3 separate regions of the Homo sapiens genome follow, and all the other regions are linked to region 1. A link is a contact called in ENCODE Hi-C or POLR2A ChIA-PET data. All regions are on one chromosome and are shown on one strand. Each heading gives the region's core, a stretch centred on a gene start or an enhancer-like site at or near the end of the contact. The rest is flanking DNA. Distances are from core to core; before and after follow the strand shown.

Region 1 (2,700 bases), core at 164-2,663:
ACCAGGGTCTCCTTTCTTACTCATTCTCTGTTTTCACAGTTCAAGGATTGAGCACCGTACCCTCTTCTTACACTTAGAAAACAGGAAGTAGAACCTCCCATTGAGTGACCCCTGGGGGGTGAGAGCCCTCCTCCCACAACACACATAACTAAGGAACAAACCAACCAAACCAATGCGTGGGGTACCTGGGCGCAAGGCAATTGACCTTTAGAGTTCCTTCTGTTTCCAGCTGTAGGGGAGGCAGATGTCCTCTTAACGTTCTGTGGCTGGGCCTGAAAATTAAGCATACATAAGACAGATGAACAGGACAAACGTATACACATTTTATTTAATATTTTTATGCGTACGTGGGAATCTTCATAAGGAAAATGAAGACCCAAGCTGTTAAGCCCAAAACTTGTATACCATTTTAAACAAAGAATGATAAATTGTGACGATATGACAAAACAAAGGCGTCTGGGCTAGTCAGCCAGTAAATTGTGGGAAAGTAGGAAATATATGGGAGAAACTAATGGGAGAGAAGGGTTACAAGTTTTAGTAAGGTTTTGTCTGTGGAGATTCATCTCAGTGTCAACTCCCTGTCTCTGGTGATAAGAATGTTTGTTCCCTTCTTCCTTCTGGGGGAGAGGCACCCTTCCCACAAGAAGTTTTAGTCCTGCTTCAGACAGGAAGGGGGAAGTCGGAAAACCTTTCCTGCATCTGTTGTTGTTCTGTTGCCTTCAGCTCAACATAAACAATATGCCAAAGTGGCATATTTTGAGGTAGCATACTCTGACCCCCTTCACAAACCAAGAGTCTGCCACTAGCCATTGCTTCTATCCCCGATTCCAAATATGTTTTAAGAGAAGTCATTCATTTAGTCAAAACATTTATTGAGCACTTACGATAAACATAAACATTGTGATGGATTCATAGGAATATTTGCTGACACTTCCATAGTCAGGCACTATTCTAAATACTTAATGCTCATCAACTTATGTGTTCCTTATAATAAGCCTATATGGTAGGTGCTGTTATTATTTTATAAATGAGAAATGGAGGCACATCAAGGTCAATAACTCACTCAGGGTCACTCAGCTGGGCAAGTGGCAGAGCTGGGATTTGAACCAACCTAAGCAGTGCAGCAGCAGAACTCATGGCCTGAGCTACTTTGCCATATTACTTTTATTTAATCTAGCAAAGTCAACAAGACAATTGTATTAAATTTTACACAGTGTGATAAGAGGTGCACACAAAAATTTACAGCATATCCACCTCTTTACATTCTCTCTCCATCCCCTGACCCCAGGGAAAGAAGGACTGGGAGAAAGTTAGGACATCTGTGACCAGTGTTGACCCCTTGTCCTAAAACCATGAGTAACATACACAATGTTTCTTATTCTGATAGAATATAATTCTGGTTCTTAAAAAATTACTCATTCTTCCACATGTGATGTCAGACCAAAAACCACAAGTGGCTTATTTAGAAAATGAGTCAGCCTGGAAATGCTGCAGTGACAAAAAGGAGAGGCATTTACCATAGGTCAGGCAGCACCCTGGTCTGAAGGACATATGGATTCTCTCCAGCCCTTAGTAATGGGGTGGGGCTGGGGGTGGGGAAGTTCCATTCAGAAACAGCCTTCTTGCTACTTAAAAAAGACAGCCCCAGAGACTGGGAAGTTGGCTATTCAACAACCATCAATAAATATTCAGTGAATACTGTGATAAAAATTATCTACAGCTAAGATCTCTGAAAGATTGGTTGCAGTCTTCTACAGATCTTGAAGCCTTGTCTGTAGGCCAGCTTTGACCACTGTGCAACCACCTCTGCAGTTTATGGGGATTCCCTACCTATGTCTTCACCCCAGATTAGTAAAGGTAGAAAGCCTCATCCCTGCCCACATGGAACTCATCATCATCTTGGGTCAAGATAAATTAATTCTGTATTTTATTGATTTGTTCACAACCCCTTATTTTATTTAGCGCCATAAATTTTATGAGAGGAATATAAAAATGAATTAAGCAAGGATTCGGCCCTTACAAAGTTTATAGCCCAGTAGGGAAGATGTGTAAATATAAAGAAGAAAATGTAATGCATTAAGTCAAATGCAGTCAAAATGTTAGTTTGGAAAAAAAAAATAAGCTTGATAGGTATTGGTGAGGATATGAGAAGCAGAAGGAAGTCTTACACGTTGCTAATGGGGGTGCATGTTGGTACTGCCATTTCAGGGAACAATTTGGCAATCATGCGTAAACCCTATGACTCAGCAATTCCATTTCTGAACATTTACTCTAGAGAATCTCTTGCACATGTACATAAGAAACCAAGTAAAAGAATATTGGTCACAGCACTCTTTGTGCAAAGACTGGAAATAACCACCTCTCGTGGGGAATTAAAATATATGGTTTATTCATAAATTGGAATACTGTGTAGGAGTTAAATAAAATATATGAGGAATGCAGATGAGTTCAGGTAAGATATGAAAGGAGAATGAATAAGATGAGCCAGGCAAGTGTAAAATGGACCACAAGCAGCATATGCTGTTGCAGTGGGGCAAGCTTCTAGCTCAGGAGCTCAGAGAAGACCGCACCCTGGAGGTGAGCTGTGCACAGCCCACAGGACAGGAGGCACGCCACCTGCCGGGACTGGGCTGGGTGCACAGAATTCAGTCACTGAGTTTTACAGCTGGAAGTTGCATCTAGTTGCATCAAGGCCCAGGC
Region 2 (2,700 bases), core at 127-2,626, 570 kb after region 1:
GTAGAGACGGGGTTTTACCATGTTGGCCAGGCTGGTCTCGAACTCCTGACCTCAAAGTGATCCACCCGCCTCAGCCTCCCAAAGTAATGGGATTACATAGGTGAGCCATGGCGCCTGGCCCTGAATTATACACTTTTAAAGGGTGAATTTTATAGTAGTGAATTACATCTCAGTAAATCTGTTATTTAAAAAAAAAAAAAAGAAAGAAAGAAAAAGGAAAGACTCCACCCACAGGATTGTTGTGAAAGTGAAATAAGGCAGGGAGCAGGGCAGGCCCAGCATGGTCCCTGACGTGCAGCCAGCACTTGAGATCTCTCTCTCTCTGATCCTTTTCACAAGGAGGATTTCCCAGCAAAAGTAACCTGGTGCTTTAGGGCTACACTAGCTTGAGTTCACTCCCCACCACTCCCACTAACACACACTCCTGACTCCTTAGTTAGGGCTCTGAACTCTTCTGGGCAGTTTCTTAACAAAACAGAAGAAAATAATAAGCACAAGACCATAATCATTCTCATTCCCCTTAAAAGGAAACTAGGTTGGCTTGAGGCCTAAAAGCCAGGGTGCTCTGAGCAGAGGTGGCTCTAGGACAAGGATGACAGCCTACGGGGGTGGGTGGGGGGAGCTCTGAGAGGTCTGCCAAGCCCCCCTCCCCTTGGGCCACACCACCTGTGCCTGAGCCCCCAACAGGCAGCAGGGCCCCCTCCCCATGGCCCAGCTCTCTGGCATATCCTCCCCGGGGGTGCCTTTGAGCTGGAGGCAGAGGACGGCTGACTTCTTCCTTCCAAGTCTCCCAAACCTGGCTGGCAGCCCAGGGTGGCTTCCTCCAGGAAGGGCAGAGAGAGGGGCAGCTGCCTGTAGTCACTGATGGTGGTGCAGAGGCTGAGACATTTGCGGGAACACCCCTCCCCTCCTAAGCTGTTAGGTTCCATAACAGTGAGGGTGTGAGGTGCCTTCAGAGATCTAGCTGGACCCTTCATTTTACAAGTAGGGAAACTGAGGCTCAGAAAGGTCAAGGGTTTTTCTGAAAGTCTTGCAGCAAGTTGGTGACAGAATTGGGAGCTGGTCACCTACCATGGCCAAGTATAGGCGGGTGGAAACCTCAACACAACCCAGGAAGGTGAATATTTGTCATCCTCCCCTGAAGTAGAGACAGGTTCTCACACAGCTAGGAAGATGCAGAGCTGGGACTCAAACCCAGGTCCACCAAGGAACCACACAATATCAAGCCTATTGAGGACACTCTTTCTCCCGATTTCCTTAAAAGCTGACACTCCACCCCACTGCTCACCCAGCCCCATGTCCCATTACCTGTGGTCCTTCAGCTTGTCTGGGCAGCAAGGGGAGCTCTGTGTAGACTATGTGGATGCTGGGCTGGTCAGGGGAAGGAGAGGACAGGCTGCACCTGTGACAGCAAGGAGGGCGGGACTACCGTGACGTTGTCCCTGGGCCCCACTCGCTCACTGGGATGGCATTCCTTCCTGCTGGTGCTATCAGCCCCAGGCCTTCCTGTCTGACTTGACTCTTCCCTACAACACTGCGGAGGGGCAGGTGGGGCAGCTACATGCCTGGTCCTGCCTCAGGGCCACAGCCATGCCTTCAGACTCCAGGAGACAGTGAAATGGGGGCAGCTGTGCCACCCTTGGCTGTACCAAGCTCTGGGAAGGAAGGAGGGGACGTGTCCCAGGTACCCCCTCCACCCACATTGGTGAGGCTGACTCAGGCCCCAGCCACGTGTCCCAACCTGCCCTGCGCGTCCCAGAGGGGAAGGAAGATATTCCAATGCTCCCAGGAGGCTGAGGTTGGGCAGGGAGCAGGAGAGAGGGCCTGGGGGCTCAGGAGACTGGCAGTGCCCACTCCTAGGGAGGAAACTGGGTTACAGCTAGAAGTACTTTTGGAGAGCACCCACTCGCCTTGTGCAAGTGGGAAAACACAGGTCCCTAGAGAGGTGAGAGGAGCAGTGTCAGACCTCACACAGCCGAGGGCAGGGCCCCAGCTCAGCTTGCCTCCACCTCTCACCTCTCACTTATCCAGCACTGTGGCAGCAGGACAGGAAACAAGTCCTACCACGGGAGCCCCCAGCCTTGGAGGGAAACAGGCAAGGCCCAGGAGCTGTGGGCTCCCCAGGAGGACTTCCTGAAGAGGGGTCTTCCATACCCTAAGCTCAGCCCCCAGATCTTGACACTTTGCTTTCTCACACTCTGTATCTGACCCATCTGGAAAATCCTGTTGGTCCTGCCTTCAGTATAGCCTGAATTCAGCCCCTTCTCTCCACTCCTCAACTGTCACCTTGATCCAGCCAGTGTCAACACTGGGCTCCCTGCTCCCCGCCTCGCCCCTGGCTATTCTCATCAGCCAGGCAGCCAGGGGGTCCTGTTCAAACCCAAAGCAGCTCATGTCCCTCCCCGCTCAGCAGCTGCCACACTCCCACTGCACTCAGGGTAAAACCCAAGGTCTTACAAGCCCCTGCGAGATCTTCCCCACACCTCTGGCCCTCTCTGACCTTGGTTCCCATGACTTCCTCCCTCACTCTGCTCCAGTAACACTGGAACATGTTCCAGTTCCCCTGGGTGGGCTCCCTCCTCAGGGCCTTTGCCCTGGCTGTTCCCTCTGCCTGGAGTGCTCTCCCCCTAGAAAGCCACCTGGCCCCCCGCTCACTTCAGCTCTCTCCTCACAAGTCACCTACTCCATGAAGCCTTATCT
Region 3 (2,700 bases), core at 90-2,589, 570 kb before region 1:
GTCAGGGTTTTCTGTAAGTTGGGAATGCTGAAAATTTCTACAACTGTCTAGGTCTAACTGTCTGCAGGTGACAAATGTATTTCTGAAAATTAGATAGTAAATTAAACCTGATCGTGATTTAAAGGCTCTGCTGAGCTCATATGTAAAGCAAAAGTGGTTCTCAGTTTAATTTCACCAATCTGTGAAAATTTTCTTTTTTTTTTTTTGAGTCAGGATCTCTGTCACCTAGGTTGGAGTGCAGTGGTGCCATCATAATTCATTGCAGCCTCAACCTCCCAGGCTCAAGTGATCCTCCCACCTCAACCTCCCGAGCAGCTGGGACTACAAGTGCCCTCCACCACGCTTGGTTAATTTTTTGTATTTTTTGTAGAGATGGGGTTTTACCATGTTGCCCAGGCTGGTCTCGAACTCCTGGGCTCAAGTGATCCTCCCACCTCTGTCTCCCAAAGTGCTGGGATTACAGGCATGAGCCACAGCACCGGGGCAAATTTTCCTTATTGTTTTTCATCCAGCCACTCCTATTTCATGTCTAGTACAATGCTTTCCAAAGTGAGTTCCTGGATGACCTACGTCAGAATCACCTAAAAGACTTATTTAAAACACATATTCCTAGGTCTGGCTCCAGTCCTAATAAAAAGTTGTCCAGGGACCCCCACGATATGTCATTTTAGCGTGCCCCAAGAGGTGTCTCTTCTCATGCCTCTTCCACTTTCACAACTGATCAATACCAAGATCAGCCAACACCACATCAGACATTTCTAAGGACGTGTCAGCAGTGACGTGGCACATGGGAGAACTGATGATGTATCTCAGTACTCACATCCACTCAGGAAATGCCTGATGAACGAGTTTCAGAAAGCAAGATTTAGGCCGTCCTGGTTACCTCCTGCCAGCACTAACACGTGAAACAGCTCAAGACCAGCTTTAGGAGGGCTCACCTCTATTTTCAAATAATGACGTCTTTCTCTAATTTTTTTTTTAATGTTTGCCTCTTGAGAGATCAGGGACTTCATTAAGTAACCCTCCCATGCCTCAGTTTCCCCATATGGAAAATAGCTATACTATCTGCTGCCTTCTATTCCTATAAGGCATACAGTCATATACTTCCTATTTGTCTTTTGCACAACAAAACAACTCATTCCCCAAAAGCTTTGAATTAGGCTTGCAAACATAGTCCTTAACTACCAAACTGTAAATTTCTCAAAGTCTAGAAAAATGAGAGGGGCAAGGAAAGAAACAAAAAGAAACTTAGGCTTAACTGTACCAGCTAGTCTCAACTTGATCCGAAGGAACACTGCTAGCATTCTCTCAGCTAGCTTCTCACGATTACATTTAAAACCACCACAAAGCCACCACGATCACGCTCTGAGAGGCCGCCGCAGGTAAACAGAGGGATAGGGTAGGAACAGCCCAGCATAACTGACAATGCTCTTTAGGGGATCTGCAGATCTGCCTTCTCAAACATCTCATTTCACTTCATGAATATTTACAAAATATTTGCAAAAGAAGAACTAAGGCAATGAACATGTCCAGAAAGAACCACATGCTAACTTCTAAAGGTTTCTCTCTCCAAAAATTCAGTAGTGCCAGAGGCCTGTTCTTTTGTCCCAGGTTGTTTTTCAAGTGCTACCTCATGACAGAATGGATCACTCATAATAACTAGATGTTAGCATCTGTGTCACATAATTCATCTCTGGCAGTCCACTTCTTTTAAATCCTAATAGTAGGCCTCCTAAATAGGATTGCTAGCATTTGGCATCTCATTTGCCTCTATGACAACAAAACTCTAGAAGACGTAGTTTATAATACATTATGGTTTCAGCTGAATGACATTTGGTTCTAAGGTCTTTGAAAGTACAAGTTTGAAAATGCCAAATTTTATCTATATCCATATCTATAGCTCCATCTGAAATTAGACAGATTACCAAACAGAAAATGTCACTCAGATTCTAAAAATAAACCATGCTATTGCTCCAGACAGGTTACACCAGAGGGTTAGGACCATGACATTTTGCTGGGGTTCAAGTGCAAATCAGCAAACAAAATGGCATGTTTTTCTCTTCCTTTTTCACAGCTAAAGATTAGTGAAGGCAGCATTGTAGTCTGTGTAACTGCTCAACCCAACCTTTATCCAGGAGCTAGTATTGCTTCTTTAAAAACATTTTTTTTTTTTGTAAATAAAATGTGGTACAGCCATACAAGGAACTACTACTCAGCAATAAAAAGGAATGAAGTAACAAAAGACCAAATATTGTATTATTCCATTTATATGAAATGCCCAGAATAAGCAGATCTATATAGACAGAAAGTAGATCTGTGGCTGCCAGGGACCAGCAGGACGGGGGAATGGAGAGTGAAACGGGTCAAGGTTTCTTCCGGGAGTGATGAAAATGTTCTAAACTTTGATCCCAGTGATAACTGTACAACTCTGTGAATATATTAAATACCATTAAATTGTATAATTTAAACGAATGAATGGCATGGTGTACGAATTATATCTCAGCAAAGCTGTTAAAAATCTTAACTTAAAGAAACTATCATCTTTTAAAAGCTATAGCAGAAAGAGAGCCAGCACTGGAGAGAGTAAATATGGTGGCTTTTCACCTTTCCAAGAATCTCAATGAGCCCTGGGCATTGCAAAAATTAGTCAAGCAACTGTCACAACTGCAGTGGTAACCAAATACGGAAGCTGAATCAAAT

Evidence for each region. A loop is a pair of places that touch in the nucleus more often than their neighbours do. ChIA-PET counts read pairs that join two places held with the same protein, here RNA polymerase II (POLR2A). Pooled maps may share reads with other maps.
Region 2: a loop to region 1 is called in a map of PC-9, with 4 times the contacts of the local background. The contact joins the promoter of TMEM40 here to the enhancer-like site in region 1. A Hi-C loop is called at or near these places in 1 of 168 maps with a recorded cell type or tissue (PC-9), 2 of 37 single-sample maps with no recorded cell type and 3 of 50 pooled maps.
Region 3: a loop to region 1 is called in a pooled map, with 9 times the contacts of the local background. The contact joins two enhancer-like sites. A Hi-C loop is called at or near these places in 9 of 50 pooled maps. POLR2A ChIA-PET finds 5 or more read pairs at or near these places in 2 of 52 experiments (AG04450 and activated CD4-positive, alpha-beta T cell).

What each region holds. Positions count from the first base shown.
Region 1 is chr3:12,192,183-12,194,882 of GRCh38, forward strand. No RefSeq gene overlaps it. Among named protein-coding and RNA genes, the nearest start is that of TIMP4, 35 kb to the left of the region's middle. RefSeq lists an enhancer at 2,659-2,700. Within about 2 kb of position 1,414, at least 13 of the 41 ENCODE cell types and tissues checked have a DNase peak (open chromatin) inside an H3K27ac peak, as active enhancers do; they include PC-9, where a contact is called at or near this core.
Region 2 is chr3:12,757,883-12,760,582 of GRCh38, forward strand. TMEM40 (transmembrane protein 40) reads right to left here and starts at 1,377. Exons shown (of 12, transcript NM_018306.4): 1 at 1,309-1,377. RefSeq lists enhancers at 245-424, 1,380-1,965 and a silencer at 1,990-2,079.
Region 3 is chr3:11,623,557-11,626,256 of GRCh38, forward strand. The region is part of intron 1 of VGLL4 (vestigial like family member 4); the gene reads right to left. Among named protein-coding and RNA genes, the nearest start is that of VGLL4, 19 kb to the right of the region's middle. RefSeq lists an enhancer at 900-949. Within about 2 kb of position 1,340, at least 4 of the 41 ENCODE cell types and tissues checked have a DNase peak (open chromatin) inside an H3K27ac peak, as active enhancers do.